Regions from separate parts of the Homo sapiens genome. Here regions 2, 3, 4, 5 and 6 are each linked to region 1. The links are chromatin loops, found by intact Hi-C in ENCODE. Cell type or tissue: endothelial cell of umbilical vein. All regions are shown on one strand. Region 1 holds the start of ALPK3 (alpha kinase 3). Region 2 holds the start of ZNF592 (zinc finger protein 592). Region 3 overlaps SLC28A1 (solute carrier family 28 member 1). Region 4 holds the start of ZSCAN2 (zinc finger and SCAN domain containing 2). Region 5 holds the start of SEC11A (SEC11 homolog A, signal peptidase complex subunit). Region 6 overlaps PDE8A (phosphodiesterase 8A).

The links. Peaks named below come from ENCODE experiments on the same cell type or tissue, not always from the same donor. Only the 100,000 strongest peaks of a DNase experiment are listed, where the experiment ranks them.
Region 2: it touches region 1 in a loop (10-fold over the local background); 38 of 110 quality-filtered maps call a loop at or near these places.
Region 3: it touches region 1 in a loop (3-fold over the local background); 19 of 110 quality-filtered maps call a loop at or near these places.
Region 4: a loop joins it to region 1, with 7 times the contacts of the local background. A loop is called at or near these places in 14 of 110 quality-filtered maps.
Region 5: a loop joins it to region 1, with 5 times the contacts of the local background. A loop is called at or near these places in 8 of 110 quality-filtered maps.
Region 6: a loop joins it to region 1, with 12 times the contacts of the local background. A loop is called at or near these places in 5 of 110 quality-filtered maps.

Annotation. Positions count from the first base shown.
Region 1 is chr15:84,816,243-84,820,242 of GRCh38, reverse strand. ALPK3 (alpha kinase 3) reads right to left here and starts at 2,887. Exons shown (of 14, transcript NM_020778.5): 1 at 2,648-2,887. The coding sequence starts at 2,790. RefSeq lists enhancers at 70-599, 600-1,131, 3,259-3,789. In endothelial cell of umbilical vein, no CTCF peak of the experiment used is centred here; DNase peaks (open chromatin) are centred at 1,712, 2,352 and 3,012; H3K4me3 peaks cover 2,665 bases; H3K27ac peaks cover 2,647 bases.
Region 2 is chr15:84,745,652-84,749,651 of GRCh38, reverse strand. It overlaps ZNF592 (zinc finger protein 592), which reads right to left and starts at 1,060. Exons shown (of 11, transcript NM_014630.3): 1 at 988-1,060. RefSeq lists enhancers at 89-168, 697-1,536, 1,609-1,908 and silencers at 569-1,058, 1,119-1,538. In endothelial cell of umbilical vein, no CTCF peak of the experiment used is centred here; DNase peaks (open chromatin) are centred at 61, 1,171 and 1,701; H3K4me3 peaks cover 2,174 bases; H3K27ac peaks cover 1,799 bases.
Region 3 is chr15:84,910,784-84,914,783 of GRCh38, reverse strand. All of the region lies in intron 9 of SLC28A1 (solute carrier family 28 member 1), which reads right to left. Among named protein-coding and RNA genes, the nearest start is that of SLC28A1, 28 kb to the right of the region's middle. In endothelial cell of umbilical vein, no CTCF peak of the experiment used is centred here; a DNase peak (open chromatin) is centred at 2,403; H3K27ac peaks cover 2,656 bases.
Region 4 is chr15:84,597,389-84,601,388 of GRCh38, reverse strand. ZSCAN2 (zinc finger and SCAN domain containing 2) reads right to left here and starts at 380. Exons shown (of 3, transcript NM_181877.4): 1 at 254-380. It overlaps LOC105370947 (a long non-coding RNA gene), which reads left to right. Exons shown (of 4, transcript NR_186225.1): 4 at 1,586-1,955. RefSeq lists a silencer at 13-162 and an enhancer at 483-532. In endothelial cell of umbilical vein, a CTCF peak has its summit at 2,208 (motif pointing left); DNase peaks (open chromatin) are centred at 488, 938 and 2,168; H3K4me3 peaks cover 1,051 bases; H3K27ac peaks cover 369 bases.
Region 5 is chr15:84,714,551-84,718,550 of GRCh38, reverse strand. SEC11A (SEC11 homolog A, signal peptidase complex subunit) reads left to right here and starts at 2,412. Exons shown (of 6, transcript NM_014300.4): 1 at 2,412-2,526. The coding sequence starts at 2,476. RefSeq lists enhancers at 1,064-1,627, 1,749-1,858, 1,879-1,998, 1,628-2,193, 2,669-2,738 and 1 more. In endothelial cell of umbilical vein, no CTCF peak of the experiment used is centred here; DNase peaks (open chromatin) are centred at 2,080 and 2,940; H3K4me3 peaks cover 2,403 bases; H3K27ac peaks cover 1,767 bases.
Region 6 is chr15:85,045,494-85,049,493 of GRCh38, reverse strand. The region is part of intron 1 of PDE8A (phosphodiesterase 8A); the gene reads right to left. Among named protein-coding and RNA genes, the nearest start is that of PDE8A, 66 kb to the right of the region's middle. RefSeq lists an enhancer at 2,140-2,309. In endothelial cell of umbilical vein, no CTCF peak of the experiment used is centred here; DNase peaks (open chromatin) are centred at 933 and 2,103; H3K27ac peaks cover 2,815 bases.

The DNA.
Region 1 (4,000 bases):
GAGCCCACCTGGACCAGGGCCTCCAAGAATCCAGGGGGCAGGGGTTTCTGGAACTTCTGAGTGTCCCATAAAAGCTAATTAATCATAACTGCTTCAAAAAAAAAATCAAAACTGCTTCTACTCAATTTTGGCCCCTTAACTTCTCTAGCCTACCCACATCTCACTGTTCTATGGGGGTGAGGTCCTAGATGCCGGGTGACCTGGGGGCTGGGCCTACAGTTTGGTGGGACTATCTGCATGTGAGACCTCTGACCCCAGTGGGCATTGGAAATATTCTTGCACCGACATGGACTGGAAACCCTTTCAGAGCTGTGGGACAGAGAGAGGTGCATAGGGAGATAGGTTCTGGGCCATCCACCAAGGCCTCTGGTGTCCATCAGCTCAGCTGTCCATCAGTTCCCAGGGGTAGCCCCTCCTCACAAGGGTCCATGAGAATGATGCCTGGAGAGCTCCATGACACATCTTTGTGAAGGTAGACCCAGAAGATGTTGGAGCCAAGAGTGAGTGGGGACAGAACTTGCCTCTCAGTCAGGACTCTGGCATAGTCAGGGCTCAGCTGGGCTGGAGCCAACATAGCTGGCAAAATTCTCGAGGGACTGTCTTTCTCCCTATCTCTAGGGAGCTCTCCCCACCCCCACAGGCAGTGAGGCTGTTCTGAGGGACAGCAGACAGTACGGTGGCTCCCTCCAACACAGGTCAGGCCTTACTAGAGAAGCAGGAACTGCCTCGCCTCCTCCACTCCCCACTGCAGCCCCAGTCACATTCTCCCCACTTTGGCCAAAGGCTTTTCCAGATGCCTGATAAATCTGGCTGTCCTTGTCTCTCAGAACCTCTAGGGGTCTGTGGCTAGCCAGCAGGAGCAGTAAAAAACTCTGCAGGGGCAAAACACAGCCCAAAGTCCAAAGCTTTCTCCCACTCCTGCTGTCCTGCCCCCTCCAGATACTTGATGAAAGAGACTCCTTTTAAGAACATTCCCATTTAGGTCCAAAGGGACTTAAGCCAGCCACTTCTATCCTGCCTCTAGCTCTCAGGCTGGCACAAGCTTTGTGCTCATGAGGTGTACAATTAACATTTATCTATCATACAACTGCTCAGCCAGGCAGCAGCACTATGTCCATTCTCCAGCCCTTTTCCTAAAAGCCCAGATCCCCTGCCCTCCCCATTCTGCCTGGTTTTCAAGGCACTCTTTCCTCCCTTCCTTCATTGCTGCTGTCTCCAAGAAGGACCCTGGTTCCGCCTCTTCTGTTTGTTCCACTGGTATTGACAAAGGCCAAACACAGGAGGCAAAGCCCAGACAAGTCACTGTGACAAATGTGAGGCTCCCACAAGGGAGTCAGCTTCTCTAAGGACTGGAATAAATGTCCAAATTTCATTCTGGTTTATCTGTAGAGCCAGGAGTAAGAAAAAGGGGTATTCTTTCCTGGCAGCCAGGGGCCTTGTTGAGTCTGACTCAGTCACTAACATCAGTCCTCAGCCCTGCCCCAGACATGTGACACCATTTGACGAGTTTTATGCAGAAACCGGTTCCGGTTACATTTGAACTTTCCCAACTCCAAGGTCAGTAGGACTCAGCCAATTCACGAGGAAGTGCCCAGGACTTTTCCTGAATGTCCTCGATGCCTGTTTTTATGCTGTTTTAGGAATGGAGAACAAGAGGTCTCTGGACAGCCTCTTGGAGGAATGGCCGTTTTCTGCATAATACACAAGTCAAGTTCTCAGGCTATGAAACAACCACTATCTCAACACATTTCCCTTTGGAAAACAGACTCCAGAAGTGAAGGGAAACTGAGCTGCCCACAGGGGGCAGGAAGTGTCTGTCTCCATGGCAATGCGCCTGTCCACGTGTGCCTGTGTGCCTTTGATTTCCTGGATGCCTGTCTATTGTCTTTGTGTCTTTATATCTGTGGGTGGCCTAGCTGCTAAAACAAAGCTTCCACACCTCTTGAACTCTTGGAAGACCAGTGAAGGGCTCATCAGTTCCACACCTCCCTTGGCATTTCACTTCCCCAAACTGGACAGGGCACTTGGCTCCCTCAGAGCTGCAAGTCCTTAATTCCCAACATCTCCAGACAGTACCTCATCCCACCCCCTATCTCACCAGCCCCCACTCAGGTCCTGGGGAGGACCCAAGTCCTCGGCCCAGTAGAGGAACCTTATTTACAAAGGTTTATTTCTTCCTGGAGAACCTCCCCACCCTGAGCTAAGCAGCTCCTACTCTGGGCAGCCCCCCAGCACCCTCTCCCTGTCCCCACCAGTGCTCTCCCCCTCCCTTCCTGCCAGGGAGGAATTTCAGCCACTCTGGCTTTCCTTATCGCTAGCTGTGGAATCCCAAGCCAGGGAGTAGCAGGGTAGGGGGCAGGGGAGATAAGGAAAGCCTTCAGACCCCATGAAATCACTCCAAAGTGGAGCCTTTGTCCTCTCTTGAGCCTCGAATTGCCAGAGGCCTGAGGCGCATGGATCAGGAGGGGTCACAAGGGGCTATGAAAGCCATTCCAGCCCGGCCATGTCCCCAGGCCCTGGGCCTTGGGGCTGAGAGGGCTCGAGGGCGCAGGCCCAGCCCAGGCCTCCAGGGGCCAGGCCGCCCTCACAGGGACTGATCCCAGGGCATCGCCGGCCCGACGCCGCCCTGCCCCTTGGTGCCACTTACCTGGTCTCGGGCCGCACGCTGAGCAGGTAGCTCCGGCTGGCTGGGCTGGGGATCCACACGGGGCCGTCGTCCTCACCGTCGCCCCCCGCCCCCGACCGCCCACCCGCGCCCCAGCCCCGGCTGGGGGCCCTCCGCGACCCCATGGCACCGCCCTCCCCGACCGCCGGCCCCGCACTCGCCGCTGCCTCGCCTGTCCTCCAGGCCCCGGCCCCCGGGCCCCTGCCCGCCGCCGCCGCTCCCGCCCGCGGCTGACGCGCGCCCCTATTTATAGCCGGTGGCCGGGCCGTCGTCACCTGCTGCTGTCCCTCCCCTGGCCTGGCCCGACCCGGGCAGCGCGGCTTGGAGACGCCGGGGGGCGCCGGGGCCCATGTGCCCGCCCCAGGGCCGGCTCCGAGTCCGCTCCCTTGGCGGCCCTGGTGTCTGCAGTAGCGCCGCGTCTGGAGAGGCCCGGGAGGCCTCGGGAGGAAGGCGCAGCGGGTGTCCTGGTCATGGAGGACAGGCCCCTTCGTGGAGCTCCCGGGACCCGGCTCCCGGCCGGCCTGCTCATGTCCCGTGTGGCATATGAGGGGTCCACGAGGCCTGGCCGGGGCCAGGGGAGCCAGGTCAACCGCTGGCCAGCTTGGGCTAGACCGCGGGAGACCAGGGAGCCAAAGAACCAGCCCTCTTCCTGGCACCAGCCGTGACTGACCCTCGCCTTGCCTCGCCAGTGGCTGTTGGCCCAGCACATAGACAAGCCAAGCCACCTCCATTAGTGACCTGAGTCCCTGGGAGGCCGGAACCCCGTGGGATCTCTCTCCTGTCTCCCCCAACACCCCCAGTAACTAGCATAGATTAGGGGCTCAATTAACACTTCTAGATCACTCCTTCGGCCTCCATTTCTCAGCACCAGAGGGGGAAATGGGCTGAGTCCTGATACCCAGAAAAATAATCAAATCATGCAACAATTTCCAAGAACTAGTGCCAAGCACTGCCGAAACCTGGTCTAAATATTGGAAGTCCCCACAGACTTTTTTTTTTTTTGAGACAGAGTCTGGCTCTGTCGCCCAGGCTGGAGTGCAGTGGCGCTATCTCGGCTCACCGCAACCTCCGCCTCCCGGGTTCATGCCATTCTCCTGCCTCAGCCTCCCGAGTAGCTGGGACTACAGGCGCCCCACACCACGCCCGGCTAATTTTTTTCTTTGTATTTTTTAGTAGAGACGGGGTTTCACCGTGTTAGCCAGGATGGTCTCGATCTCCTGACCTCGTGATTCGCCCGCCTGGGCCTCCCAAAGTGCTGGGATTACAGGCGTGAGCCACCGCGCCCGGCCGGAAGTGCCCACAGACTTTTTTATCCATCCTTCTTTCTCCTATTTT
Region 2 (4,000 bases), 71 kb after region 1:
CAGGCCTGAACTCAAGTGGGCAAACCATAAGCCAAATACCGTCTTACTCCCCAAGTCCCATTCTTCTACTGCCAGTCCTATTCTAGACTAGTCCTGGATGCCAAACATGCTTCCCTGGGTGGGCCTGTGGACTTATTCCAATCCAGGACCTTTAATGCCACCTTTGGCCTACTCAAAAAATGGTTTAAAATCCCTAAACAGCTTCAATAATCCTGCAGTACTCAGGAGCAGGCATACCTAAGGTCATACGGACCCCTCCCCCTCACAAACGCTGATCCAAGGCCAGGAGGCCATCTGTCCAGCAGACGCTCTCCTGTCCTCCCTCAGGTCACACTGAGCCTCCCGCCAACCCCCTCGTTGGCAGGAAGAGCCCTTGCAGAGAGACAATTTTCACCCTGATCAACAGGCCTGGTCACCCCTGAGGACCCCAACTCTGGAGCTCTAGGAATACCTGTCTGCTCCGGGAGAAACCTTCCTCAGGGTCAGAACTTGGGCTCAGGGGAGGGGAGTACTGAGGAGCGCCAAAGAGGGTCGTTCCCCGAAGTGTCTGCCCTGTGACGGCGACAGCTCTTCGGGCGGCGGGGACGGTCGGGCTGACAGGCCGTCCCAGAGGGAGAAAGTGGCACCGTTATCCGTGCCCGGGCTGGGGGCCGCCGGCTATCGCCGAGGGCGGCCGCACGTCCCGCCCAGCGCGGAGGACAGCAGCGTGCCCGGCCTGCCAAGGAGCGGCGGTCGCAGCGGCGGTCGCAGCGGCGGAAGGGGCCGGCGCCCGACGGCCGGGGGCGGGGTGGGGTGGCGGCCCGGGCCCGCCAGGCGGCGGTCGGGGGAAGTGGCTGCCGCCTCTGGCGGCGGCCAGGGTCCGCCAGGCTGCAGGGCCGGGCCCCGGCTCGGGCTCGGACTCGGTCCCGGCTGCGATCCTCCCGGGCCCAGGCTGGGGCTGCCCCGGCCCGCAGGCCCCGCTCGGCCCGGCCCGCGGGGGGCGCTTACCTGGCGGCGGCGGCGGCGACTGCAGGCCAGAGTCTCGGCCGCGCGCGTCCCCAGCGCCGGCTGCGGGAGCCACAACATGGCGACGGCGATGGCGGGCGGGGCTGCGGCTCCGGGGGCGGAGCGGGGGCGGGAGCCGGCCTGGCGGCGGGACCTGGCTGGGGCTGCCGCGGCGGGGGATTGGGGGGGGGGGGGGGCAGGCGGAAGGCGACTCGGACCTGGGCACCGGCCCAGGACGGTGCGGTGGAGGGGCTGCCCCGGCCTGGGCCCGGCCTCCCGCCTCCCGCCTCCCGCCCGAGGCGGGCTGCGCGGCGCAGGCCCGGCGACGGCGACGACGGCGGCGGCGGGTAGGGCGGGGCGGGACGCGACGGGACGGGGCGGGGCGGGGACGGCGCCGCTCAGGGCTGGACCCCCGACCCCGGCCGGCCCCCGCCCGGCTCCAGTCCCCGCCACCCGTGCTAGGCACCCTGTGCGGTCGGGCAGGCAGCCGCTGCCAGCGACCTGGGCCTCTTGTCCTCTGACGCGCCTCGGGGCAGGGGCAGGGGCCGAGGCCGCCCACTAGAGGAACAGGATCTGCCTACGCAGCTGTCTCGCCCGGCAAAGAGCGCCCAGGACCCGGGACTGCGTCCTCTTCACTGAGACCTGGCGCATAGGGGGCCTAGTCGAGGCTGTTAAGTGAAAGCAAGCAGGGGTGGCGTGGGCCTGGCGCTCAGGTGCGCCCTAAATGTTTGGTCATAGCTGGCTACAAGGACATTCGCGCAGGCTTGGAGGTGCGGGGCAGCCTGACGTGTTGCCTCTGGGGTAACCGAGGGACGCGCGGCAAACAGAGATGGAGGACTGGCAACGGGTGCCTCGAAGAGGTAGACTGGGAGATCTCTCAGGGTTACTGGGGAAACGATGACTGTGCAGGGTGAGAACTCAGTGAGTCTGGCAGAAGGCTGGGAGGGTGACCGGCAGGACCTTCCAAGAACCCGGCGTACCTGGAAACTGGGTCCGCAGCATTAGGGCGGCAGCAAGGTCAGGGTGTGGGAACACGGAGATGAGGCCCTGGTGACTAGGAGTGAGCACACACTGCTAACCATGGAGAAATTCCTTCTCCAGGAAGGAGATGCAAATGTGCAAGATGGCTGGAACTAACATGCAGCCGGAGCCTGCTGTGCACCAGGCACAGAACTGAGTTGAAGAGCTTGTCTAAAGAGTATGTTAGCCAATGAAGCAATGGAGTTAATAAAGGGTGATGATTTCAAATGTTTGGCAGTGAGAGAGAGAAAAGTAGGCCTGGAGCTCAAGAAGTACCAAGAGTAAAGGAGAAAGTTGGGTCCTACTGTGGAAGCTGAGGCAAAAGCATCCCTTAAGCCGAGAAGTTTGAGTTCAGCCTGGGCAACATAGCGAGACCCTCCCTCTCTGCAAAAGAGTAAAGGGAAAAGTTGATTGTTTTTTGTTTTTTTTTTTTGTCTTTGGAGACGGAGTTTCGGTCTCGCAGCCCAGGCTGTAGTGCAATTGCGTGGTCTCGGCTCACTGCAACCTCTACCTCCAGAGTTCCAGTGATAATCCAGCCTCAGCCTTCAAAGTAGCTGGAATTACAGGCGCACGCCACCATGCCTGGCTTTTTTTTTTTTTTTTTTTTTTTTTTTTTTTGAGAGAGAGTTTCGCTCTTGTTGCCCAGGCTGCAGTGCAATGGCACAATCTCGGCTCACTGCAACCTCTGCCTCCTGGGTTCAACCGATTCTCCTGCCTCAGCCTCCCGAGTAGCTGGGATTACAGGCATGCGCCACCATGCCTGACTAATTTTGTATTTTTAGTGGAAATGGGGTTTCAACATGTTGGTCAGGCTGGTCTCAAACTCCTGAACTCAGGTCATCCACCCGCCTCGGCCTCCGAAAGTGCTGGGATTACATGCATGAGCCACCGCACCCGGCCCTAATTTTTGTATTTTTAGTAGAGATGGGGGTTCGCCATGTTGGCCAGGCTGGTCTCGAACTCCTGACCTAAGGTGATCCACCTGCCTTAGCCTCCCAAAGTGTTGGAATTACAGGCATGAGCCACCATGCCTGGCCGGTGATTTTTTTTTTTTTTTTCCTAACTTGAGTGGGGAGACCTTAACTAAAGGAGCTGAGAGGGGAGAATGGCAGATAGATGTAGGATAATTGATGGTGCAAGAAACCAGAAAAGGAAAAGTAGATGGGAAGGGGGAAAGGGGTGAGCAAAAAGTCAGAGAAGTCCGCCTCTTCCTACAAGATTTAAAGAGTGCATAAAGATTGAAATATTTTGAGGTAGGGAGGCATGCATGCTTCCATGGATCAGCTGCCTGGATTACCCTCTACAATCATCCTTAGGGCAGCTGGGGTCACTGTCCTTTAAAATTTAAGTACAATTGACTCCAAACCTGTGTACCACTTAAGAAACCCAGCATACCTGCCAATATCTCCAGAGTTTCATTGGGAACTTACATTTCTCCTAATTATCTCAGGCCCTAATTTCTTGTTTGCAAAAAATATTGTGCTCTTTGGAAGATTTGTCACCATATCCCAGATATTAGTCCATTTATATTACCTCAAAATATTGCACCCTACCTATAAGCAGGAAAAATGCCCAATATTATATTATTATATTATAGTTATATGATTGTTAAATAAACTAGAGTTTGTGGCCATTAAAAATCATGGTAAATAAAAAGATTTAATGATGTGGGAAATCTTTATAATTAAAAGCACATTATAAGGTGATATAGCAGATGGTAATATATAAATATACATAAATAAGTATAATGCGTAGATTTTAAAATGAGACTTTTCTTCTGTGACATCTATATTTTCTTATTTTTATAGTGCATGTATATTTCTCCTGGAAGCAGGGAAATGGTATCTTTAAGTAGCTTTTAAAAGTATTTTTAAGAAAGGTGTTTTTTAAAAGATATTTATGGGGTTCGAAAGAAAAAAATATTAGGGCTGGGCATGATGGCTCATGCCTGTAATTCCAGCTACTTGGGAGGCCGAGGCTGGTGGATCACCTGAGG
Region 3 (4,000 bases), 95 kb before region 1:
GCCCAGGAAACACCTCTGGGGCCTGCAGGATGTGAGGTGGCAGAACAGGGCAGCAGCTCGAGGCAGTGCTGCTGTGGAAAGGGGAGGCAAGTGCCATTAAATTCCACTGTGTGCCAACCACGAGGGCTTGTCCTGGGCCAGGTCCCTAATATGTGGGGACTCATGAATCCTCATAGCATCTGTGGTGGATGTAACTGTCGCCACTTCACAAATGGGCACACGGAGGCTGTGAGATCTTGGCTACCCACCCGAGGTCACACACCTGCAAAGAGGCAGATGCATTTCCCAGCCACCATGCAGATTGCCAAGGTCCTGCCATGCCCCTTGGGAGGTTTGCCCTGGGAACAGTCCTGGAGGCTTGTTTCTCTGCCTTCAGGGGCAGCATGCATCCCTGCTGGAAACTGAATGTCTGTGTCCCCCTAAATTCATATATTGAAACCAAATTCCCTAGGTGATGGTATTAGGAGGTGGAGCCTTTGGGGGTGATTAGGTTATGAGGGTGGAGCCCTCATGAATGGGATTAGTGCCGTTGTAAAAGAGGCACAGTGGCTCACGCCTGTAATCCCAGCATTTTGGGAGGCTGAGGCCAGAGGATCCCTTGAGTTCAGGAGTTCAAGACCAGCCTCGGCAATATAGTGAGACCCTGTATCTACCAAAATTCAAAAAAATTAGCTGGGCATGGTGGCATGTGCCTGCAGTCCCAGCTATTCTGGAGGCTGAGGCAGGAGGATCACTTGAGCCAAGGAGATGGAGGCTGCAGTGAGCAGTGATCACACTACTGCACTCCAGCCTGGGCAACAGAGTGAGATCCTGTCTCAAAAAAATAAAAATAAAAAATAAAAGAGGCTCCAGAGAGCTCCCTCACCTCTTTTACCATGTGAGGACACAGACGACCAAGTAGGCAGAGAGCAAAGTGGGCCTCAACAGAATTCAACCTTGCAGGGACACTGATCTCAGACTTCCAGCCTCTAGAAGTGTGAGAAATAAATTTCTGTTGCTTGTAACCACCCAGTTTATGGCCTCCTGGATGGACTAAGGCAGTCCCCTTCAAGGAAGAGCCAAGTAAGTCCTGACCACTGCCTTGTAGAAATGGCTTTGGAGGCTGGTCCTGCTAGTACCATAACTCAAGGAAGAAGGAAATTCTAGCTCTTCTAGGCCAGTGGTTCTCAGCACGTGGACCAGCAGCATCCTTTGAGAATTTGCTAAAAATATTTTGGATTTAATAGGTCTACAGTGGGGCCTGATGTTTGGCCTTTCCAGATGCTGCTGGTGCAGCTGACCTGGACACCACACTCTGACAACCACAGCCCTGGAGACTAGATTAGACGCTCTGAGCAAACTTCATCACCTGGGCCAAGAAACAGGCTTTGAAGGCCAGATAAACCCCACTAAGGACATGGCCTGCCCCCTCCTCTCCCTGGAGGAAGCTGAGCCAGGGCTCCTGCTGACTTTCTAAGGCTGTCTGGGCAAACCCTCATGTCTCCAGACCCCAAGGCTTGAGCACTGTCGACAGTGCCCTGTCACCAGCCCCAGGCCACAGTGAGCCACTAAAACCCAAAGCTGGAAGATGCTCGGGGCAGCAGCTGTGGTGCACACTGTACCAGTACCACCGCCAGAAAGTGGAAGGGACTCATCTCCAAGTCCAGAGTAGCTGCATTTCTGGCTGTAACCTAGCTACGCCTCCTGATTTCCTGTTTGTGCCATCCCTTTGCCCAGAATGGCCTCAGCATTTTGCCCCTCATTCCCATTTCTGCCTGGATCCTGGGTTTTCAACAAGATGCCTCCTGCCTCGGCTGTCCCATCTCCCTTCTTTCAGCCATCCCACCCCAGGCTTCATTTACTTCCCATTCCCTTCACCGAAAACCATGCTCACTAAGGTTACCAGTTACCCCTTAACTACCAAATCCAATGATACCTTTTGGTCCTTATTTGATCTGTGTGTGTGTGTGTGTGTGTGTGTGTGTGTGTGTGTGTGTGCGCGCGCGCAAAATTTGGCACTGTTGACCACTGGGGACTGCAGAGTCTATATCAGACATCCCGAAACTCTCAGGAGATGAAGACATTTTCCTTGACCCTAGGGGTTCCTCCAGAGAAAATCTGAGCAGCACTGCTAAGCTTAGCAGTGGGTGCTTGTTCCAGAGGCTAGAACAATAGTGAAAGAATGAGAGTCTGCTCCCGGGTCAGCCAGACCCAGGGGAGTATGATCATGCGGGTGGAAAGTTACTAGAAGGGAGACAGAGCCAAGGTGGAATGACTAATCCAGCTGATACAGCCAAGGGGTGACTGCCACGTCCACTGTGCTGGACTCCAGGTCCAGGGCAAGCTGAGGGCTGAAGAAGCCCTAGGGAGAGACTTTACTTCCCCCCAGAAGAGAGCAGCTGGACCATGGCCCAGCAGGAAGCAGCTTGGATTCTGAAAATCTGAGTGAGCTCAGAGAAGACTTCCCCAGACTGAAACTGGCCAAAGGCCTTGGACTAGGTCTGTATGATTCATAGAAAGAATAGAGAGAACTTCCTGAGTCTTCTGTTCAGCTCAGCATTCAACAAAACCACCCCTACCTTGAGGGCAAATCCCAATAATATGTGTGTGATATAGGGGAGAGGGGGAGGCTGAATAAAATGTTGTGATTAGTGAGAAAGAGAATTCTGTGGCCACAGAGCATTTATCCTAGTCCTCCTTCCTCTTTCCTGGCATTGCTATGGATGGTGCATCAGCCAATACACGGTCCAGGAATTTGTCCAGAGGACAGGGCCTACCAGGGGCCAGGAAACTGCTGGTGTTTCGCTGGGAAATGCTGAGGCTGGTTAATGATAAACCCACCTCACTATCATTTTTGTCTTAACCGAACATTCAACTTCAAAGTTTTTTGCCACCACTGATACATTTTTATTTTCTTCTTCTTCTTCTTTTTTTTTTTTTTTTTTTGAGATGGAGTCTCACTCTGTTGCCTGGCCTGGAGTGCAGTGGTGCAGTCTCCGCTCACTGCAACCTCCGTCTCCCAGGTTCAAGTCATTCTCCTGCCTCAGCCTCCTGGGTAGCTGGAATTACAAGCGCCCGCCACCATGCCTGGCTAATTTTTGTATTTTTAGTAGAGATGGGGTTTCATATTGGCCAGGCTGGTCTCGAACTCCTGAACTCAAGCGATCGAACCACTTCAGCCTCCCAAAGTACTGGGATTACAGGCGTGAGCCACCACGCCCAGCCTAATGGATACATTTTTAAATGATCATTTTTGTTATTCAGAGTGCTTTTTGTATTTGGAGGAGAGACATGAGGCCGTTGATTTCTGCTGATAGTATGAGGAAGAATACATCCCTTAACCAGAAGTCCAGTGGAGGGGTTCTAGCTCTGGCTCTGCGCCAACTCACTGTGCCATTGCGGCCAACACACTGCTCCTGTCTGGAGCTTGGCTGGACCATCAGTAATACAAAAGGGAGGCCGCAACACCACTGAGCTCCCTCCTGGTACCAATGGTCAAGGAATCCATGATTCTAAAGGGTGATTCAGGGAGAGATGCAAGCAGCAGGTGTGTACACATCCTTCCAGAGAGGGAGGCAGGCTGGGAGGAGACATAGCTAATGTGGCCAGGGGGCAGACACAGAGGCAAGCCCAGCAATGACGCAGGAGAGACGCGGGCCAGTGGTGGGCGGGGGAAGGCGCTCTGGCGGACAGCAGCTGCGTGGCCCGCCGGGCACCTCTTCCCCTGCTTTTTGGCTAACGAGGCTTTAATTTCCCTTTGGGAAACAGCTTACCTGCCTATCCACTGAACTCTGCCCTGCACTGTGGACACGCCAGCACATTCTCACCTCCATGCTTTGCCCATGCCATTTCCTCTTCCTGCCTAGCTCAGTCTGTCCAAATCTCTTCTGTCCTAAACTCCATGTCAAATGCTGCCTCCTCAAGGAGTCTCCCTCACGGTCTCTTATTAGAAGAATCTCTCCTTATACGCACTCCTCAGGCCCCTCCGTTACTGCACTTGAACGCAGCTGCCTGGGGAGGT
Region 4 (4,000 bases), 220 kb after region 1:
CCCCTTCCCGTCCAAAGCCTGCGCTTCTCGGTAGGAGAGGCAAGGAGCTCTCCGCCAGGGAGACGCGTCCGGGACGGTTCGCTGAGCGGAGCCGGCGCGTAAATCGGGGCTGCAGGGCCCGCAGGATACGGAGCGCGACCCCGACGCCCCTCCCCCAGCAGAGCTGCCGGCAGCTGGCTCCAGGCCCACTATTCCCTCACCTCGGGCTACTGCCCGGGGTCCGCGTGGCTCCAGGCCTGCCTCTCCGGCTCACCTCTCGGGAGACCAGGTCCTGCTCTAGCGGTTGCTTCGCGTGCGAAAGCGCCCCCGGGCTCGGCCCGGCCCCTCCAGATTCACCCCGGCTCAAGCCCGTGGGGCACCGAGAACAATGGACGGGAGAGGCCCGCCCACCGCCGCGCTCATTGGCTGCCGAGAACGGCCCTGGAAATTCTGCCTTTCTGTTGGTGGAGACGGCACCCAGCCGGGCGGCAGGAGGGAGGCTGGGCCCAAGGCATTGTGGGAGATGTAGTCCGCCCGGAGACGAACCTGACCGCGGTCCCCGGAGTAGGGTTTGGGGCTGACAGCCTGGGCAGTGCCTGCGGACCAGAGGCAGGAAAATCCGCAGACTGACCGTCAGAAACCCTGTGTTGGCTAGAGCTGTAACCCGAGACAAGCCGTTTCACTTATCTAAGGCCTCTGTATATTTGTCTATAAAAAGTGAAAGTTGGATGGCCGGACTTGAAGGACCTTTTCGGCTGCGAACCTTGTGGCAAGGAGTATTGTTAGGCACCCTCGACCGGCGAGAGCGGACCCTGGGCAGGAAGGGAATCCATGGGGGAACAAATCCTCATCGCCCAAGCCTGGCGCCTTTCCCCCAGTTTGCAGCTGTACACATGCACCCGGTCTTCGCACACCCCTTTGTTTTCGCACGTGGTATTCCTGTGTTTGGAGGAACGCCCTGCCCCGCCTCCTCTGCCGCGGAACTCCCATTCTTCCAGCTTCTCCTGGGTGGAGCCTGCCCTGTCATCACCACCTCCCCAGGCAGAGACACCGCCCCTAGTACACGTGTTGGACGTCCCCATTTTATTTTTTAAATATATATATGTATGTATTTGTATATATATATATATATTTATTTATACACACACACTCACAGACAGGATCTACATTTCATAGAGACAGGGTTTCCATATGTTGCCCAGGCTGACCTCGAACCCCTGGGCTCAAGCGATCCTTCCTCCTCAGCCTCCCAAAGTGCTGGAATTACAGGTGTGAGCCACCGCACCTGGCTGACGTCTCCATTTTAGTACTGATCACCGGGTTGCTTACTTGTCAATCTCAGTATGGGGGAAGGGAGGGTGCCCGGGTGTGGGAGGTTGGCCTCCATCTTTGTGTTTTACGGCTGGCGCTGTTGAAGAAACGGCTGCCCCAACCCTGCTTGAAAACAGGTGAGAAACTACCTGGAAACTCAAGCGGAAAATCTAAAAATGGAGAGAGACACCCTTAATGGTCTGTGATAGAATAGTTATGTATGTTTGCACTGAGCAATTACTGGAGGCACCTGCAATGAAATGACTGCTTTTTTTTTTCCTCCTCTGTCGCCCAGGCTGGAGTGCAGTGACACGATCTCGGATCAAGTGATTCTCCTGCCTCAGCCTCCCAAGTAGCTGGGATTACCGGCGTGCGCCACCACACCTGGCTAATTTTGCGTGTTTTTAGTAGAGACAGAGATTTCACCATGTTGATCAGGCTGGTCTTGAATTCCTGACCTCAGGTGATCCAGCCGTCTTGGCCTCCCAAAGTGCTGAGATTACAGGCATGAGCCACGTGCCCGGTCCTTTTCCCATTTTTAAATTGGATTTATTTGTAAGAGCTCTTTGTATATTAAGAAAATTATCCCTTTGTCACAGCAGTTGCTACTCTTTCTCAGTTTGCTGTTTGTTTTCTGCTGGTTTATTAAATATAGAAATTTGAAATTTTTTTGCAGTCAAATTTGTTAATCTTATCTTTTTATAGCCTGTGAGTTTTGTGTTAGAAAGTCCTCTGCACCACTCCAAAGATTATGTGAAATTCACCTGTTTTTCACTAATTAACCTCTTGAATCCAATTACAGAGATGCAAAGTGAAGTTCAGCTAGTGATTCTTATCCAATACCCTGGTAGCATCTTTATTATCCCAGACTGACCACATGCAAATAGCACCACCTCCAGGCCAGCCTGAGAAGTCTGCACTAAGCCCCTGGATGCAGAATTCTGGGCCACCACCCCTCCAAGTGATTTTTTTTGGGATGACATTGTATTAAAAAAGATGGGTTTCTCCATGTGTCCATCCTTACCAGGAATGGAAATTTACACAAAAAGGAAAAGATGCAGGGGAGGCTGGGGATGCACAGATGGAACTTTCCAGCAGCTCAAGCGTTTATTTACCTCTGTTCCTAACCCATGTCAACCCTTGACCACAGAACTGGCACTAGCTTGTCACTGGAGAGTCCTAAAGAAGCTGTCTCCTCTGTGTCTGATTCTGGGAAGCTGGTCCTTGCCAGTGTCAACTATCCTACATGAGACAGAGAGAAAGTCACATTTAAGACCAATTCATGGCATAATGATCCTACTGAGAAGGGCCCTGGTAGCCAAGCCAGTACCCTAAGACCAGCCTGCTACATCGAAGCAAGCCTGGAAACACAGCCAAGTTCAAGGTTGCTCCCCCAAGAGAGTCCTTTCTCCATTGGCCAAACCACAAGGGTGAGAGAGGCTCTGTTCCACCAGAAAGCATTCTTGGTTAAAAGCTTAAGAACTAATCTGGCTAACTTAAGTAAAAGGGACTTACTGAAAGACTGTCAGGGAACTGACAGAGTAGAAGGGAGCTGACGAATCAGGCTTGAGAACAGTTAGGAGCCAAGAGACAAAGAGGAAGTCCCCAAAAACCACAATAACAGTCTCTGAGCAGAAAAAGTTCAGCTTGCCTATCCCATGACCTCTGGTGGTACTACAGCCATCTCTGTTTCTCCGCCTTTCTCACACAAATTCTCCCATGCAAGGAAAGAGCATTTGGTTGGTTGAGTCTAAGTCACATGCACATTCCCTGGATGCAGCAGGGTGAGAGAGGATTGGATGTGGCTCCTAGATTTTCTTACTAATACCCCACACAAAGGCAGATTCTCCACTCTGGAGACTGAAGGCCTGTTAGGAAACACTGGACAGGCAGAAACAATATCACTACTTGTCTTTAGGCTCTGAGCAAGAAGGGACCTCACCCCAAGGAATGCTCAGCCTAAGGCATTTGGGGGCCCTTAGCTCATCTAGAGTTGATGAAAAATGATGTGGGTGGGAATGGGGAGAACTGCTCCATAACAGTTCTTTCCATAACAGTTTTGATTGGAGAGTTTAGTCCATTAACATTCAATGTTAGTATTGACTTATTCTTGCCATTTTGTTTTCTGGTTGCTGTGGTCTTCTCTTTCTTCTTTTCTTTCTGTCTTCCTTATTGTGAAGGTGATTTTCTCTGGTAGTATGATTTAATTTCTTGCTTTTTGTGTTTTGTGTATTTATTGCATATTTTTAAATTTGAGATTACCATGAGGCTTGGAAATACCATCTTATAACCCATTATTTAAACTGATGACAACTTTGCACTGCTTGCACAAAGGAACAAACAAATAAACAATGAAACAAATAAAAAGAAAACTAATAAAAACTCTATTTTAATTTGTCCTGCTTTTTAACTTTTTGCTATTTCTACTTACATCTTATTGCACTGTCTATGTCTTGAGAAGTTGTTGTACTTATTACTATTTTTGTTTGGTTCATCTTTTAGTCGTTCTACTTAAGAGTTGTTTGCACAATTGCCGTGTTATAATACTCTGTGTTTTTCTGTGTACTTACTATTACCAGTGAGTTTTGTAACTTCACATGATGTCTTATTGCTCATTAATGTCCTTTCGTTTCTGATTGAAGATGTCCCTTTAGCATTTCCTGTAGGATAGGTCTGGTGTTGATGAAATCCCTCAGCTTTTGTTTGTCTG
Region 5 (4,000 bases), 100 kb after region 1:
TCATAATAGCTTTATTGTGATATAATACACATACCATACAATTCACCAGTGTAAAGTGTACAATTTAATGGTTTTGAGTATATTCACATAGTTGTAGAACTAGCATCCCCTAAAAGAAACTCCATACCCATTAGCAGCCACTCCCCATTTTCCCCAACTCTCCCAGCCCTAGGCAACCACTGATTTCCATCTCTGTGGATTTGTCTATTCTAGATATTTCACCTAAATGGAATCATGCAATGCTTTGTCTTTTGTGACTGGATCCTTTCACTAAATCTGTTTCAAGGGTCATTCATGTTGTAGTATTTCCTTTTGTTGCCAGATTAATATTCCATTGTACCAGCGGAATTATTAGTACATTATTCCAATATACCACATTTATTTATCCCTTCATTAGTTGATAAACATTTCAGTTATTTCCACTTTTTAGCTATTATGAATAATGCTGCTGTGAACATTCATGTACAAGTTTTTGTGTGGACAAACGTTTTCAATTTTCTTGGGTATATACCTAGCAGTGGAATTGCTGGTTAATATGGTGATTCCATCTTTAACCTTTTTTTGTTTGTGTGTTTTGAGATAGGGTCTCACTTTGTCGCCCAGGTTGGAGTGCAGTGGCACGATCTCGGCTCACCGCAAACTCTGCCTCCTGGGTTCAAGCGATTCTCCTGCCTCAGCCTCCCCAGTAGCTGAGATTACAGGTGCCCACCACCACACCCGCCTAATTTTTGTATCTTTAGTAAAGACGGGTTTTCACCATGTTGGCCAGGCTAGTCTGGAACTCCTGACCTCAGGTGATCTGCCTGCCTCAGCCTCCCAAAGTGCTGGGATTACAGGCATGAGCCACTGCAGACGGCACATCTTTAACCTTTTGAGCAACTGCAGCTATTTCCCAAAGTGGCTGCACCATTTTACATTCCCACCAGCAGTATATGAGGGTTCCAATTTCTTCACATCTTCCCCTAAACTTATTATTATTTGTCTTTTTTATTACAGCCATCCTCCAATAAATTCAAGTTTTTATTTTGGAATGACTTTCCATTTAAAGAATTTCGAGGATACTACAAAGAGTTCCAGTATATCCTTCATTCATCTTTCCCTAATGGGAGAGAAGGATTATTTTGAAAAAAAAAAAAAAAAAAAAAAAAGAGAGAGAAATGATACCAAGTAATCCAGCTTTAGTCTTTGTTGACTGAAGTGCGTATTAGGAGCTTTGGCCAGTCAAAGCAAAAGGTAGCGAAAAGATAGTCACTTCAAGGTGTCCAAGTTAAGAAAACCAGGAGGTAGAATTCAAGGAGACCATGTCAAATCCTGTCAGCAAAGTCAAGGTCAGAAAGGAAGCCACTTCCTAACGACCCACACCACTGGTGGTCTCATCACGCTGTTGCACCATTTGGATGTTTTCTAATTCTCCCGGGCTGTTTTCTCTCCAATTGGACTGTAAACTCCTGGCAGGCTCAGGCAGTGCTCGGAAGGTCTCTCACACGGTCCAACCTTACGCGAAAAGCACTTATTGAAAGCACCTCGATGGCCGGGCGCGGTGGCTCACGACTGTAATCCCAGCACTTTGGGACGCCAAGGCGGGCGGATCACCTGAGCTCAAGAGTTCGAGACCAGCCTGGCCAACATAGTGAAACCCTGTCTCTACTAAAAATACAAAAATTAGCCAGGTTTGGTGGCGCGCGCCTGTAGTCCCAGCTACTTGGGAGCCTGAGGCAGGAGAATCGCCTGAACCCGCGAGGCGGAGGTTGCAGTGAGCTGAGATTGCGCCACTGCACTCCAGCCTGGGCGACACAGTGAGAAAGAAAGGAAAGAGAGAAAGAGAAAGAAAAAGAGAAAGAGACAGACAGACAGAAAGTAAGCAAGCAAGCAAGCAAGCACCTCAACAGAGACAGAGACGTAAAGAAAGAGAGACAGAGACAGAAAGAAAGAAAGCACCTCCTCAGCTTCCCATAGCGCAGGAGACTTGCTCGACCAGAGAACCTACGGTCAGACGACACATCCACTGCCACACCCATACCCAAGCCGGGACGCGGAACCGCTTCTACCCGCCCACACCGGAGAGGTTGCTCGCGATTGGCCGGGCGGGCACAGAGGCCCGCCTTCCGAAGGTGGCAGAGCAGCCTCCCCAACTAAGCCTGGGTCGCCGCCTCGGTGAAGGGCCGCGGGGCCGAGCGCGGGAAGTGGCGTCCAGTCGGTTTTTGGCAGGCGAGAGCCAGAGCGTGAGAACCCTCCCACGGCGAGGCCAAGCCCTGAGACTGGACTAGCAAGGTCGTGAGTCTCTCTGTCAGCTCTCCGCAGCGAAGGGGCGCGGGGGGCGGGGACCGTGCCCGACCGTGCCAGCTCCCGCCCCGGAAGCGGAAGTGCAAGCACTGCGGGGTCCTGTCCAGTGTGAGCCCGACCCGAGCTCCAGTAGTTCCGCCCGCTGGTCATCGCGCCCTTTCCCCTGCCGGTGTCCTGCTCGCCGTCCCCGCCATGCTGTCTCTAGACTTTTTGGACGATGTGCGGCGGATGAACAAGCGGCAGGTGAGCTTGTCCGTCCTCTTTTTCTCCTGGCTCTTCTTGTCCCTTCGAGGCTGCTGCTGCGGGGCCCGGCGGACCCCAGGGTTCTGGTGTGAGGGTCTGAGCTGGTCTGATACCCGGGTCATTCGCTTTCTTTGGAGACTGTGGCCAGAGGCCGCCTTGTCCGCCTCATTATTTTTAACCCCGAACTGATTCAGGGCCTACCGGGGGCGGGGCGGGAAGCGGTGTCTTCACGTTCCATTCCTCCCACTGAGGCAGGGGAGCAAATGGAAACCGTACGCGCTTGAAGTGGGAGTTGGGGTTGCTTATTGTTTTAGTCATTTTAAGGCGGCGGACTCTTGATTTCTCCAGTCGGAGCGACTCCAGGTGGTTTCGGGAGAGACGAGGTTTAGCCGGTTTCTGGGGCGCTCAGGAAGGCGATTGGAGGCCCCACAAAAACCGTTTTGCTGCTTTCAGCTCCTTGCAACCCTTTAGTAGAGCTGAACCGTAGCGGGCTGCACCGACTTTGACTTGGACCACTCTGGGCTCCGAGTTGGAACAGTTACACTACTTGCCCTTGCGTCCGCTTAGCACTAAGGCGGCAGCCCTCGGAATCTATGGTTTTACAGTCCAATATCAGTGCCACGGGGATCTGGAAATGTAGGTCTCCTGATTTTGTCCTTACACTTTACTTTGATCTTCTAGATCGTATGCCAAATAGTACTGAGAATATTGTTGTAATTATTTAGTCCTTAGAAAAGGTTGTTCTGTTTTATCTTTTGCGCCTAGTGTGTCTGTAGAGCCTAGTTTTGCTGCATCGGACTTTTTTTTTGTTTTAAACAGTATTTTACTGTTATGATTATCCTGATGTCACCATTAAGGATTTTTTTTCCTTGGACTTGCATTTTTTGTACTTATAACTGCCACTTAGGGAAGTAGATACACAACCTTTCCTTACTCCCCTTCAGGCCTTAGCTAGCTCAGTGTCAATTCTGTCAGTCAGAATTGAGCATTCTATAAAAATTGCGCAAACGTTACTTTATGTCTTTATGACAACACTTCAAATTTTTACTTGTATAGTGTTGTCTTTTTTTAATCCATATTTGGATTTCTAGATGCCACAGATATTTCTCTGAGGAAAGTATTTATTTTGAGTCTGATATTTATTGTACTCTATGCTAGGTACAATGAGAGAAATGCAAAGATAGTTAAGAAAGACTCGGCCTTCAAGGAGCCTAAATGTGTAGAAAAGGACTAAGGCAAAACAATAACTTTTTTGAGCTCTTGCCATGTGTGAAGCACTTTATACACCTGTAAGGTAGGTAACGTTGTTCTTATTAAACATGAAGAAAATGAGACTTTGTGAGAAGCAATACAGTATAGAAGTTAAGAATATGGACTCTAAAGCTAGATTTCAGAGGTTTGAAGTAGCTCTGCTACTTACTGGCTGTGTGACTTTGAGCAGATTACTTAACCTGTCTGTGCCTATGTTTACTTT
Region 6 (4,000 bases), 230 kb before region 1:
TGTAAGAACATTATGCTAAGTGAAATAAGCCAGTCACAAAAAGACAAATTCTATATGATTCCACTTACATGAGGTACTTGGAGTAGTCAAAATATATAGAGAGAAAGCAGAATGTGTTTGCTAGGGACAAGGGGAAGGGAAGAATGGGGAAGCTCTTGTTTAATTGATATATTGTTTTAGTTTTACAAAATGAAAAGAGTTCTGGAGATAGATGGTGATCACAGTTGCACAACATTATGAATGTATTTAATACCATTCAACCGTACACTTAAAACTGGTTAAGATGGTATATTTTACGTTATGTGTATTTTACCATATTTTTTAAAATCAGGAAAAAAGGAGACATCTGGTCTGTATAATCATTTTCTTTTTTATTTTATTTTTTATTTTTTGAGATGGAGTCTCACTCTGTCGCCCAGGCTAGAGTGCAGTGGCGCGATCTCAGCTCACTGCAACCTCCACTTCCCAGATTCAAGCAATTCTCCTGCCTCAGCCTCCCGAGTAGCCAGGACTACAGGCATGAGCCACCACGCCTGGCTAATTTTTGTTATTTTTAGTAGAGACGGGGTTTTGCCATATTGGCCAGGGTGGTCTCGAACTCCTGACCTCAAGTGATCTGTCTGCCTTGGCCTCCCAAAGTACTGGAATTATAGGCGTGAGCCACCGCGCCCGGCTTTGTTTTGTTATTTTTTAAAATCAACTTTCAAGTGCTTGAAATGGTCTGTATAATCATCATACTCTCACGGTACAGGAAGAAGGAAAGCAAGAGGCTCTGAGAGACCAGTTTGAACGATGAGTTTTTTGTTTGTGGCACCAGCACTTAATGAACAAGTTTAAAGCAATGAGCAAATGAATGAGACTGACCTATTGCTTGGAGAATGCAGTGGAACTGCTCAGGAAGAAGAAAGGAAGAAAATGACAGGAAGAAGAGAAAGAAAATCATTTTGCTTATGTCCTACAGTATGGGGCACAGTTTCGTAAGAGAAAGCAGAAAAAGCATAAACTGGAGGGATGCTGCTACTGCCACAATAAAGCAGGGTCAGAGAGCCACCTGGGTCCTTTATATGAATTGGTGTCTCAGTCTCTGACAGAATACTCATGAAATTTACTAAGAAGGATCAAATAGATAAAAAATAAAGTCTGAATGGAAAGAAAGAAAATATTTATAAATATTAGAAAAACATGATATACTAGGTTACCAGAAAAAAACCCTTAAAATATATTCCTAAAGTAAAAACTGTACAGTTTTTATCCTTCAACGAAGCAAACTAGGAATTAAAAACTTAAGTTTAAGCGACAACAAAAAATCCTGCCTCCTTAGAAAACTTAAAAATATTAACTCACAAAAGTAATGAATCAAAGAGAGATATGCAAACTATGCCTACAGTTAACTTGGAAAATAAAAGTGAATATTATGTAGTAAGACTTACAGGATACTACTGCTAAATTATAATGAGAGGCAAAATCTATAGTCTAAAACCTTTTTGTCACAAAATAAGTACACTAAGCTTTCAAATCATTAAGTTTGAGAAAATCAACAGTACAAACTTAAGGAAACCGGTAAGGAAAATAAATATAAAGACAATAATGAATTGTTTAAATATTAATGACCAGCATGAGTAAAAAGTATGTATATACATATTTACATAGTGTTGGTCACAAGCTGAGGGAAAAGATAAAAGTCTGGATAGCTCAGGGCAAAAGGCTCATCCCTCCTAGGTAAACAATCCTGAATATGTGGTCTACACCAAAAGCTGGTGAAATAACTTGATTTGTACAGACAAAGGACAGCATAAATTTATGATGTGAACTTATAAAAGTAACTCACCTTTGGATTTATTTTAAGAAATAAAGGCAGCTATGGGTTCACTTTTAAAAGATTTAAGACTATGAATTTTGCCACGTAAAAATTTTAGCAATATCATTTTAAAACATTCATGTTTCAGCAATTCCTTTTTACCACTGAACGCTTACTTTATTTACTTAACTAGATTGCATTTAACCTTACATCCTGTCTACGGGGTATATCCGGCTCTCAGGACCTCTATGGAGCAGAGTCTCCTAACAGCCGGACAACTACTTGCCACTGCTCCCCCCAAAATAACCACCACCAGGAAATCTGATGACATTACTCAGTGAGCAGACGTCAGCAGTGGGCCCTCAAAGAGTAAACAACTTCCTGACTGCTCTAGAAAAGAGGACTGGAACTTCTGGAATTCTTGTATCCATCCTTTCTTTATGTATGGAAATCATAATCAAACTGACCTAAGGTTTCAGGTCACAGCCCTCTTAATAATAATTTATTTTTCACATTAATATTTACAAGGGAATAATCATTTCAAATAAATTTAAATAGCATAGCTTTGATTTTATCTTTCAGCTTTAAAAGCAACTGACATTTTTAAGCAATATAGAAACAAAAGTATGTTCAATAGCTGATATCAGTAATTATACACGTTCTTAATCTTTTATACTTTTAAATATTTGTGAATGTATTAAGATTATTTAAAAAGGTTATAATATTAGGATATCAGACAATATGATGGTGTTGATTTGCATTTTAATATTGAAAAGTAAAACTTTTTGTAAATATGGTTTACAGATATATGAAACAAATTATTAGAAGTTTTGATTTCGTTTGCCTAACTGATCTAACATCATTTAGATGTGGTATTAGAAGGCAAAGTTATTATGTTACAAATCTTGATTAGGGGTGGGTGAGAAAGAAAATAGATATATAATTCCAACCTCTGTAAAATTTCTACTCCCCTCTACCCTCCCTATCCCTTGCCTGCTTTGTTTTTATTTCTTAGCTCCCAATCACCATTTGGTATACTACATATTTTATTATCTATCTTCTTTTTTGTCTGTTTCTCCCACTGGAATACAGAGTTCTATAACAACAGGGATTTACCTGCTTTATTCATTACTATATTCCCAACACCCAAAACAGTGTCTAGTACATGGTATTCAAAAAATATTTTGGAATTAATGTGCAGTCAACAGCTAATCTTTTTAAACCAATCATTTATCTAGAAATTATACTCATACCAGCTTATTACATAAATATATGTATGTAATACAGGACTTGTAGTTTTCAGAGTAATTTCATAGGTACTTTATTCCATTAAGAAACAGAAAGAATGGCTGGGCGTGGTGCCTCACGCCTGTAATCCCAGCACTTTGGGAGGCCGAGGCGGGCAGATCACCTGAGGTCAGGAGCTCAAGACCAGCCTAGCCAACATAGTAAAACCCTGTCTCTACTAAAAATACAAAAATTAGCCAGGTGTGGTGGGTGCCTGTAATCCCAGCTACTCAGGAGGGATTGAACCTGGGAGGCAGAGATTGCACTGAGCTGAGACAGAGCCACTGTACTCCAGCCTGGGTGACAGGGCGAGACTCTGTCTTAAAAAAAAAAAAAAAAAAAAGAAACAGAAAGAAGAATCTTACGAAGAGCCTAAGTCCTAGGAACTACAAAACAATCATATGATCGATCTCTTTTTTTCCTTCATCCTTTTATTAGAAACAGAAAGTTATCCTGGGGTCAATTTACATTAATTGTATACAAAACCCAGGAACTGCAGTAAAGACATAAATCCAATTTTGGTCTGAACCATACTATCCCTTCAGGCTTTCCATGTACAACCAGTGACCATCTGTTTCTCTCTCTGGACAAAGAGAAATAATGTGATCAAAGGGACACAGCCTGGAAAGAGTCAGGAGATACCAGTTCTTAGGTGTGGAAGAGTCTAAATCCAGACACTTGTGGACCACCTATTACTGTAAGACAAGTGCAGTGCTAGATACTAGGAGTACAAAGAACCTAATCCTGTCCCTTGGGTAGCAGGAGAGGAAAATGCAAATAACAACATGGTCCAGTCAGTTTTAATAGAAAAAAGTATCTAACACGTAAATACTTTGGATCCAATCATATTTAAGTCCAATTTAGTTCTTACCTTATGAGCAAGGTAAGCTCATTAACTCCATTTTATTGATGAAG